Regions from separate parts of the Homo sapiens genome. Here region 1 is linked to region 2. Evidence: chromatin contacts called from ENCODE Hi-C or POLR2A ChIA-PET data. All regions are on one chromosome and are shown on one strand. Each heading gives the region's core, a stretch centred on a gene start or an enhancer-like site at or near the end of the contact. The rest is flanking DNA. Distances are from core to core; before and after follow the strand shown.

What was found. Hi-C counts contacts between places; a loop is a spot of excess contacts on that map. ChIA-PET counts read pairs that join two places held with the same protein, here RNA polymerase II (POLR2A). Pooled maps may share reads with other maps.
Region 1: a pooled map shows a loop between it and region 2 (2.5-fold over the local background). The contact joins the enhancer-like site here to the promoter of NUP85 in region 2. A Hi-C loop is called at or near these places in 1 of 50 pooled maps. POLR2A ChIA-PET finds 5 or more read pairs at or near these places in 2 of 52 experiments (Caco-2 and H1).

What each region holds. Positions count from the first base shown.
Region 1 is chr17:75,483,979-75,488,678 of GRCh38, forward strand. It overlaps TMEM94 (transmembrane protein 94), which reads left to right. Exons shown (of 32, transcript NM_014738.6): 3 at 1,450-1,569; 4 at 1,893-2,020; 5 at 2,312-2,448; 6 at 3,954-4,156. Among named protein-coding and RNA genes, the nearest start is that of MIR6785, 12 kb to the right of the region's middle. RefSeq lists an enhancer at 4,089-4,138. Within about 2 kb of position 3,438, at least 18 of the 41 ENCODE cell types and tissues checked have a DNase peak (open chromatin) inside an H3K27ac peak, as active enhancers do.
Region 2 is chr17:75,202,242-75,207,144 of GRCh38, forward strand. NUP85 (nucleoporin 85) reads left to right here and starts at 3,438. Exons shown (of 19, transcript NM_024844.5): 1 at 3,438-3,553. The coding sequence starts at 3,521. RefSeq lists enhancers at 2,243-3,177, 3,178-4,111, 3,270-3,449.

The sequences.
Region 1 (4,700 bases), core at 2,188-4,687, 280 kb after region 2:
GGAAGAACAGTCAGAGTCAACGGAGAAAACAGGAGAGAAGCCAGGAATGGGGGAGTCCTGACAGGGAAAGGCTGGGCCACAAGGTCGCCTAAGATGATGTGGTTGGTCCCTGCGTCGTCGGGGCCTACACTGTCCACACCTTGTCCCATTCATCCTTGGTGAGATGGGAGTGTGCCTCTGCACAGTCCTGCCCTGGGAATAGCTGCCTTTTTTTCTGTTATGTCCTTCCTAATGTTTCAGTGTTACAATATCCTCTCTTTCATGAAATGGTAGTTATAGAAGATGGTGGGTTTTTTCCCTCCCTGCCCCTTTCTTCCGTCCCTCCCTCCCTCCCTCCCAACCTCCCTCCCTCCCTGACAGAGCTGGAAGGTTTTTTTCCTTCATGTCTTTCCTAGGAACAGTGAAATGCTAGCATCTCTTTTTTGTTGTTGTTTTTTTGAGACAGGGTCTCATTTTGTCATTTAGGCTGGAGTGCAGTGGCACAATCACAGCTCACTACGACCTTGACCTCCTGAGCCCAAGCAATCCTCCTGCCTCAGCCTCCTGAGTAGCTGGGTGCATGCCACTATGCCCAGCTAATTTTTTCTTTCTGATTTTTTGTACAGATGGGGTTCCTCTATGTTGCCCAGACTAGTCTTTAACTCTTAGGTTCGAGTGATCCACCTGCCTCCACCTCCCAAAGTGCTGGGATTACAGGTGTGAGCCACCACGCCTGGCCAAAAGATAGCATCTCTATGTTAGTTTCCCTCTCTCCATTTAAAAAAAGATATATTTTAGGCCAGGCACAGTGGCTCACGCCAGTCATCCCAGCACTTTGGGAGGCCAAGGCGGGCAGATCACTTGAGGTCAGGAGTTCAAGACCAGCCTGGCCAACATGATGAAACCTCGTCTCCACTAAAAGTACAAAAAATTAGCCCGACATGGTGGTGTGTGCCTGTAATCCCAGCTACTCGGGAGGCTGAGGCGGGAGAATCACCAGAACCCGGGAGGCAGAGGTTGCAGTGAGCCGAGATCGTGCCACTGCACTCCAGCCTAGGAGACTAAGCAAGACTCTATCTAAAAAAAAAAAAAAAAATTGTCCATGCAATCAAAGACTGGCCCCCTTGCAATAAATTGGGAGATCAGTGGTGAGCACAGCCTGGGTGGGCAGGGAGCTCGCCAGGGGCAGTGGGGAAAGTGAGTTGGGGAACATGGAATAAAAGAAAAAGTTGTTTTGTTTTTTAATTTGGCTGTAAAGAGTAGGGTAGGAGGCTGTGCACTTGAACAGTTTGTAATTTGGTGGAGATGGACATGGTCACACCTTGAGAGGCCAGAGCTGGTAGGGGAAGAGATGTGAGGATCCCAGAGGAGGGGAAGGATGAAGGGCCAGGGAAGGGGAGGGTTGGGGCCCGCGTGCCTTGCATAGCCTTGGCCTGGCAGTGACGCCCAGCGCCTCCTGCTTGCCTGCAGGGCGAGCCTCCCTCAGCCCTGGGCCTGTCCACGCGGAAGGCCCTCAGCGTCCTGAAGGAGCAGCTGGAGGCAGTGCTGGAAGGACATCTCAGGGAGCGGAAGAAGTGTCTGACGTGGAAGGTGAAGCTTCTTCTCGGGGCTACCAGGGCCTGGCTGGGATGGCAGGGAAGTGTGGGAGGCCCCTTCTCAGGACTCTGATGTACCCTGTCACCCTGGACAGTGTGACCCAACTGAGGCCTCATGAAATATCAGAAAGAAGCCAAGGTTCCCCTCAGAGTGGCTCCTGAGCCTGCTTGCTGCAGGAGCCCAACAGGCTGGAGCCCAGCCGAGGTCAAAGAGAGGGGACCAAGGCGGCCATGGGGGCTGGGAAGGGTGCCGGGGGAGGCAGCCAGATTGGAGTGGGACAGGCCTCTCATTGTCCCCTCCCTGTCCGAACTTCCCAGGAGGTGTGGAGAAGCAGCTTCCTCCACCACAGTAACCGCTGCTCCTGCTTCCACTGGCCGGGGGCCTCACTCATGCTACTGGCCGTGCTGCTGCTGCTGGGCTGCTGCGGGGGACAGCCAGCCGGGAGGTGTGCGCCCAGGGGCTGCTCCCCAACCTCTCCAGCTGTGCTGTCCATCCTGCCGCGGCACCTGGGACAGACCAGGGCTCTTGGGGGCTGTCACCCCCAAGCTGCTCCTGGGATGTAAGGGAACCTCCTCAGTCCCTTGAATGGGGTCAGAGGCCTAGCTGGTGTCAGGGCACCAGAACGGGACAGTCTTTCCACAAGGGACTGGGGTGGGAAGGGGAGCTGTGGCCTGGGGGCTGCTGGGTGGGCGAGCCCTCACTCCCTGTGGGTGCGGCCTCTCTTTCCTCCCACCAGCCGTGGGGTGGGGCTGGTGAATGCCTCGGCCTTGTTCCTGTTACTGCTTCTCAACCTTGTGCTCATCGGGCGGCAAGACCGGCTGAAGCGTCGGGAGGTAGAGCGGAGGCTGCGAGGGATCATTGACCAAATCCAAGGTGAGGTCAAGGGCAGGCATATTGGTGGGAAAAGATGACCGGACATATCAGAGCCCTGAGGGCTCCCCTCCTGCACCCCAGCACAGACGGGTTGCCTGTGGCCAGCATTGCAGGGGCTCTTGTCATCTGGGGAGTTAGAAGGATGCCCACTCTCTTTTGAGCAGGGCAGTGAGAGCTGTGGGATGGTGGTGGGTGCCCAGGCAGAGGGCTGGGCAGGCAGGAAGGCCAACAGTGGCAGGTGGGCTTGCAGGCTGGCTCACGTTGGGAAACCAACAGGGAAGTCCTCTCACATGGCAGGAGGATGATTGAAGTTTTCTCGTTCAAGTCCATCTTGTCTGGTGTACTGTGCTGGGAGACATGGGAAGGTGGGCAGACATACCTGCAGGAATTGGGGTGGGGTAGGGGCCGGGAGCCTGAGATGGAGCAGCCCAGCTCCAAAAGGGAGGGGAGTGGCTTGGATTTCTGCTTGGCCTTTCATTCAGGCGGTGTTTATGAAGCTTGGCTGCGGATTGAGGGTTGTTGAGGCTCTTTTGAGGGACGGTGGCTCCTGCTGTCCAGGGGCATGTGGTGCTGTGGGAGAAGCAGCACCCACTCATGAGACCTTTCTCCAACAGACCTGGGCAGTGGACGTTTAGATGCTAAGTGAGTTTGTCCTTTCGTTCTGAGATGGTTAATTGCCACCATGTGCCAGGCACTGGGAGTGCAATGGTGATGGCAAAAGATGGGCCCTGCTTTCCGGAGCTTAGTCTCCTGCCCAGGAGCATCAGTGGCTCCCTTTTGCTTATGGAAGCCATCCCAGAGGCACGAGTGGCCTCCCAGAGCCTCCAACACAGGCTCACCTTCCTCTCCAGCCTCTTCTCTTCCTCCTCATTCTGATGCTGAAACTACTCACCAGTCCTAGGCCCACTGTGTATCAGCCTCTGCCTCTGTGCCTCTCTCCACTGTTCTCTGCTGGTGAGCTTCTCCCTCACTCATCTCCAGCTGACAAAACCATTCTTCCAGGCCCATCCCCAGTGCTTCCTCTTTCAGGAAGCCACCTCTGATCGCCCCAGCAAATCGGTTTGCTCCCTCTTCTGGACTCCTGCAGCACAGGGATCTTTGTTAATGCTTAGCCGTGTTTGCCTTGTTTGGCGTTATCTGTCCACATGTCTCATCTGCCCCACTGGGTTGTGGCTCCTTGAGGAGCTATGTTGTTGTCTCCACCTTGCACCCCTCACAGGCCCTCTGCAATGTTTGTGAAGTGTATCTGAATGGGATGGGGGTACAAAGAACGAGAGCTCCAGGTGTTGAGAGGAGGTAGAGGCTCTGGGGCTGGAGTGGCCGGGTAGGGCTTTATAAGGGAGGCATCCTTGAAAGCAGGGAAGTGTTGGAACGAGTGGAGGGGTTTGACGCAGACCTCCTGGGAGAGGAAGTGGGCAGACAGTGCTTCCGGAAGTGCTGCTGTATCTGACTGGGGGGCAGGGCCGTGGCTGAGAGGGTTGTTTCCCTCTTTCCATTCCCCTCAGATGCCCTCAGGGATGGCAGGGAGATCCAGTGGCCCAGTGCCATGTATCCAGACCTCCACATGCCTTTTGCGCCATCCTGGTCCTTGCACTGGGCCTACAGAGACGGACACCTGGTCAACCTGCCAGTCAGCCTGCTGGTTGAAGGAGACATCATAGCTTTGAGGCCTGGCCAGGAATCGTTTGCTTCTCTGAGGGGGATCAAGGTAGCTTGAGGCTTTCCTTCTCCCTTGGAAATGCGGTGGGAACATCCACAGGCAACGATGGGAGGGTCCCCAGACTTCATCCGGAAGCTTCCCGGCCAGCTTACTGGCTTTTTGGCAGAGGCTCTGGAACATCTTCCTCCACCCTGCTGTTCTTTTTTTTGAAACAGGGTCTCACCCTGTCGCCCAGGCTGGAGTGCAGTGGCACGATCTCAACTCACTGAAGCCTCTGCCTCCTGGGTTCAAGCGATTCTCCCACCTCAGCCTCCCCAGTAGCTGGGATTACAGGCACATGCCACCACACCTCAACTGGCTTATTTTTTATTTTTTGGTAGAGATGGGGTTTCGGCATGTTGGCCAGGCTGGTTTCGAACTCCTGACCTCAGGTGATCCACCTGCCTTGGCCTCCCAAAGTGCTGGAATTACAGGTGTGAGCCACCACGCCTGGCCCCCTGTGCTGTTCTTTATTCTCGCTAAAAGTCTAGTCCCACAGGCCCTGTCCCAGTGGACTCTGGGCTAACTGATGGCTCCTAACCCCAGCGAATGT
Region 2 (4,903 bases), core at 2,188-4,687:
CTGACCTCAGGTGATCTGCCCACCTCAGCCTCCCAAACTACTGGGATTACAGGTGTGAGCCACCGCACCCAGCCTGTTTTTTTGTTTTTGTTTTTTTTTTTTCTTTCTGAGACGGAGTCTCCCTCTGTCACCCAGGCTGGAATGCAATGGCATGGTTTTGGCTCACTGCAACCTCCGCCTCCCGGGTTCAAGTGATTCTCCTGCCTCAGCCTCCGGAGTAGCTGGGATTACGGGTGCCTGCCACCATGCCTAATTTTTGTAGTTTTAGTAGAGACGGGGTTTCACCATATTGGCCAGGCTGGTCTCGAACTGCTGACCTCGTGATCCGCCCACCTCGGCCTCCCAAAGTGCTGGGATAACAGGCGTGAGCCACTGCGCCTGGCCATATTGTTGCTTTTGAAACAGGGTCTTGCTGGAGTATAGTGCTATAACAATCGTAGTTCACTGCAGCCTTGACTTGAACTCCTGGGCTCAAGAAATCCTCTGGCCTCAGTCTCCTTCCTCTTGCTGTAGCTAGGGCTACAGGTATGTGCCACTAGTTCCAGCTAGAGTTTTTTTTTTTTTTTTTTTTTTTTTTTTTTTTTTTTTTTTTGAGAGGGAGTCTTACACTGTCGTCCGGGCTGGAGTGCAGTGGTATGATCTTGGCTCACTGCAACCTCCGCCTCCAGGGTTCAAACGATTCTCCTGCCTCAGCCTCAGTAGCTGGGACTACAGGCGCACAACCGCCATGACCAAATAATTTTTTGTATTTTAGTGGAGACGGGGTTTCATCTTGTTGCCCAGGCTGGTCTTGAACTCCTGAGCTCAGGTAATCCGCCCGCCTCGGCCTCCCGAAGTGTTGGGATTATAGGCGTGAGCCACCGCGCCCGGCCTTTTTTTATTTTTTATTTTTTGAGACAGCATCTTGCTCTTGCCCTGTTGCCCAGGCTGAGGCCAGAGATTTTGTTAAATAATGTACACTGTGCCCGGTTCAGGAGCATTAGTTTTATTAGGCTGCATGAAATGTATCCACTTAAGACTTTACCAGGCTGGGTGCGGTGGCTCATGCCTGTAACCCTAGCACTTTGGGAGTCTGAGGCGGGTGGATCACCTGAGGTCAGGCGTTCGAGTCCAGCCTGACCAATATGGCGAAACCCCGTCTCTACTAAAAAATAAAAAATTAGCCCGGCGTAGTGGCGTGTGCCTGTAGTCCCAGCTGCTCGGGAGGCTTAGGCAGCAGAATCGCTTGAACCCGGGAGACGGAGGTTGCAGTAAGCCGAGATCGTGCCACTCCACTCCAGCCTGGCGACAGAGCAAGACTCTGTCTCAAAAAGACAAAAAAAAAAAAAAAAAAAAAAAGACAAAGAAAAAAAAAAGAGAGAGAGAGCTTGTTAGATCTTAGTGCTATATTTCCTTGATTATTTTTATTTTAAGGCTGACAAAATGCCATTTAAGATAATAAAAGTAGTTAAATTGCCTGACCAAGAGCTAGATAACATTGAGGAAAAAGTATTGGCAATATTCTTTGGTCTAATACTGCTATATACCAACCATTTTACCCAATCATTCAAATAGGCTTAGTAATACAAGGGCGAAAAAGGAAAACTACAGCTAATAGTGCTATCCTTGTTCTTTTTTTTTTTTGAGACGGAGTCTCGCTCTGTCGCCCAGGCTGGAGTGCAGCGGTGCAATCTCGGTTCACTGCAAGCTCCGCCTCCCCGGTTCACGCCATTCTCCTGTCTCAGCCTCCCGAGGAGCTGGGACTACAGGCACCCGCCACCACGCCCGGCTGATTTTTTTTTTTTTTTTTTTTTTTTTTTGTATTTTTAGTAGAGATGGGGTTTCACCGTGTTAGCCAGGATGGTCTCTCTCTCCTGACCTGGTGATCCACCCGCCTCGGCCTCCCAAAGCGCTGAGATTACAGGCGTGAGCCACCGCGCCCGGCCTATCCTTGTTCTATATACTGATTACGCATACTATATATGGACCTTTTCCTTCCTCAACCTTTCTATAGATTTCTAAGAATAAGGTTTTGATGAAGTAGTTTATGTATCCTTCTTTTTCAGTTAATCCTAATGGAAAACGGTTGGAAAAATGAAACAATTATCTTACAACTTATTTTTCTCTTTCCTCTCCTCCCCTCTCTCTAAAAGAGTGTGGCTCCTTCCCCTCTCTTTTCCCCTTCCTCTCTCTAGAGTGGTTAACTCTCAAACTGTATTTAACTCTGGAAAAGTTTTCAATTACACAGGCGATAACTCCAACTTGAGGTATAACGGAAACTTATTAAGAGAAAAAGAGCAAAATAATTTTTTTTTGAGACTCAGCAAAATAATTTTTTTTTTTTTGAGACGGAGTCTCCGTCTGTCGCCCAGGATGGAGTGCAGTGGCGCGATCTTGGCTCACTGCAACCTCCGCCTCCCGGGTTGGAACAATTCTCCTGCCTCAGCCTTACGAGTAGCTGGGATTACAGGTGTCCGCCACCACTCCCGGCTAATTTTTGTATTTTCAGTAGAGACGGGGTTTCGCCATGTTGTCCAGGCTGGTCTTGAACTCCTGACCTCAGGTGATCCAACCACCTCGGCGTCCCGGAGTGCTGGGATTACAGGCGCGCGCTACCAAGCACAGCTAATTTTTTTTTTTTTTTTTGAGACGGAGTCTCGCTCTGTCTCCCAGGCTGGAGTGCAGTGGTGCGATCTTGGCTCAATGCAACCTCCACCTCCCGGGTTGGAACAATTCTCTTGCCTCAGCCTTCCGAGTAGCTGGAATTACAGGTGTCCGCCACCACGCCCGTCTAATTTTTTATATTTTTAGTAGAGACGAGGTTTCATCATATTGGCCAGACTGGTCTTGAACTCCTGAACTCCAGTGATCCACCCACCTTGGGCTGCCAAAGTGTTGGGATTAGAGGCTTGAGCCACAGCGCCGGGCCTTCAGGGGTATCGATTTTGTTCCCGTGCCTCTTGTGTGTGTTCTAGTGTGGAAGTGGAGGCGATTGCTTTCCAGCACAAGCCCGTTTGACTGTCGGGGTTTGGACAAGTGGCTGCGACGACACTAAGGTGGAGACCGGGATGTAGCGAGGACTCCCAGAGTTGGGAGACGTTGTACGCTTACTGGGACCTAAATCCCGCACGAGTTCCCACCCAAGTGCCGCCGCCCCAGCCTACGCACGCGCATTCGCACCGTCTCCAGCCCCGGGGTCCTCCTGCCCCTCCCGCCGTCTCCGGGGGCCTTTTCTCCGCTCGGCACCAGGGTGTCCCCGGCGCCGCCTGATCCTGTTAGCGCGGTACTCTGAGTGCAGTCAGTCCTCGGCGCTGTTTTCCCTGATTTGCTGTCGACGCCAGGAAGGAAGGACGCGTGCAGAGGACCGCAGAGGGGTGGCCGTGGCTGAGAGGAGACAGCGCCGCAGCACTGAGGGTTTGGGCTTGCAGGCGCTGCAGGAGACGCCCAGGCGGAGTCTTGTCTCGCAGCCAGCTCTGAGCGGGAGGCCTGAGCGGGAAGCATTGGCGTCCGAGCGACTTCTAGGAGCCTGGGGTTCGGCGCTATGGAGGAGCTCGATGGCGAGCCAACAGTCACTGTAAGGGTACCCCGAACAGGCTTGCTCGTCCTTGCGGGTTGAGAACTGCGTCTGCTTAGTTACTTCAGGCTTGTCTGCTTCCCTAGTGGTCGCGAGGCGCTCGTCCCCTTCCCTCGACTCAGTTGCCACTTTTCCGGAGGTCGCAGTGTTAACGAGGTGCCCGCCCTAGGGTCGCAGTGGTCGCGGGGTTTCTGCCACCAGTCACAAACCCCGGCCTCGAAGGTCCCACTCCGTCCCTTTCCTTCCTTTGTGTTCCTGGCCTTTTTACTTCCCTTGCTTTTCCTCTTGGGCATTAGAGTGGGTTCAGCCCAAGCAGAGGAATTTATATTTTTATTCCAGCCGTATTAAGCTCTGCATCGCGGCACATTGAGCTTCTGCCTGTGTGGCCTAAGGTTTATTCAACGTATTATCTCAGGAGACTATTCCTGTTTTATCGCTGTGCATTCAATTCCATTTGAACTTTGAAGACAGTATGTCAACTGTGGATGATCTGTGATGTGTATAAAAAAAATTCACGCGCTTTATGTACGAGATACCTACCGTTTCTGCTAGTTGGATTGCTCTTGTTTTCCCTCTTGTTAACCAGAAGTGACTGAGGCAGGTCTCAACCGATAAAGGTTTAATTAGCTAAGGTTGAGGATCCAACCGGGAAAAAGCACAGGTCACAGGAGGATCTGAGACCTGTGCTTTTTCCAAAGATGGTTTTGGGAACATCACTAGTTAAAGAGGAAGGAGCTAGCAGGAGGGGCAAAAAAGGGAGGTTAGGCAGTGAGGAGGCAAATGATTACATTCTTGTGAGTCGGTGATTAGCCTCAGTAAATCTGCATTTTACCTGTGAAAAGAGGGAGCAGAGGAAAATTTTATGTATGCATTCATCTCAGGGTAGGTAGAGGGATTATGGTTATTATTACTGTTATTTTTTAGACGGAGTCTCGCTCTGTCTCCCAGGCTGGAGTGCAGTGGCGCGGTCTCGGCTCACTGTAACCTCCGCCTCCCGGGTTCACACCATTCTCCTGCCTCAGCCTCCTGAGTAGCTGGGACTACAGGTGCCCGCCACCACGCCCGGCTAATTTTTTGTACTTTTTTGTATTTTTAGTAGAGACGGGGTTTCACCGTGTTGGCCAGGATGGTCTCAATCTCCTGACCTCGTGATCCGCCCACCTCGGCCTCCCAAAGTGCTGGGATTACAGGCGTGAGCCACCGCACCCGGCCGATTTCTGGTCTTTTACTTGTGAAGATAAGCTGGTAGTTGACATTGTCAGAATCAACAGATCTTGATTTTAGGACTAGTTTATAGGGGCGATGTGTATCCTGAAAATTTTAGAGGCTCACAAGGAATTTCCTTGTGAG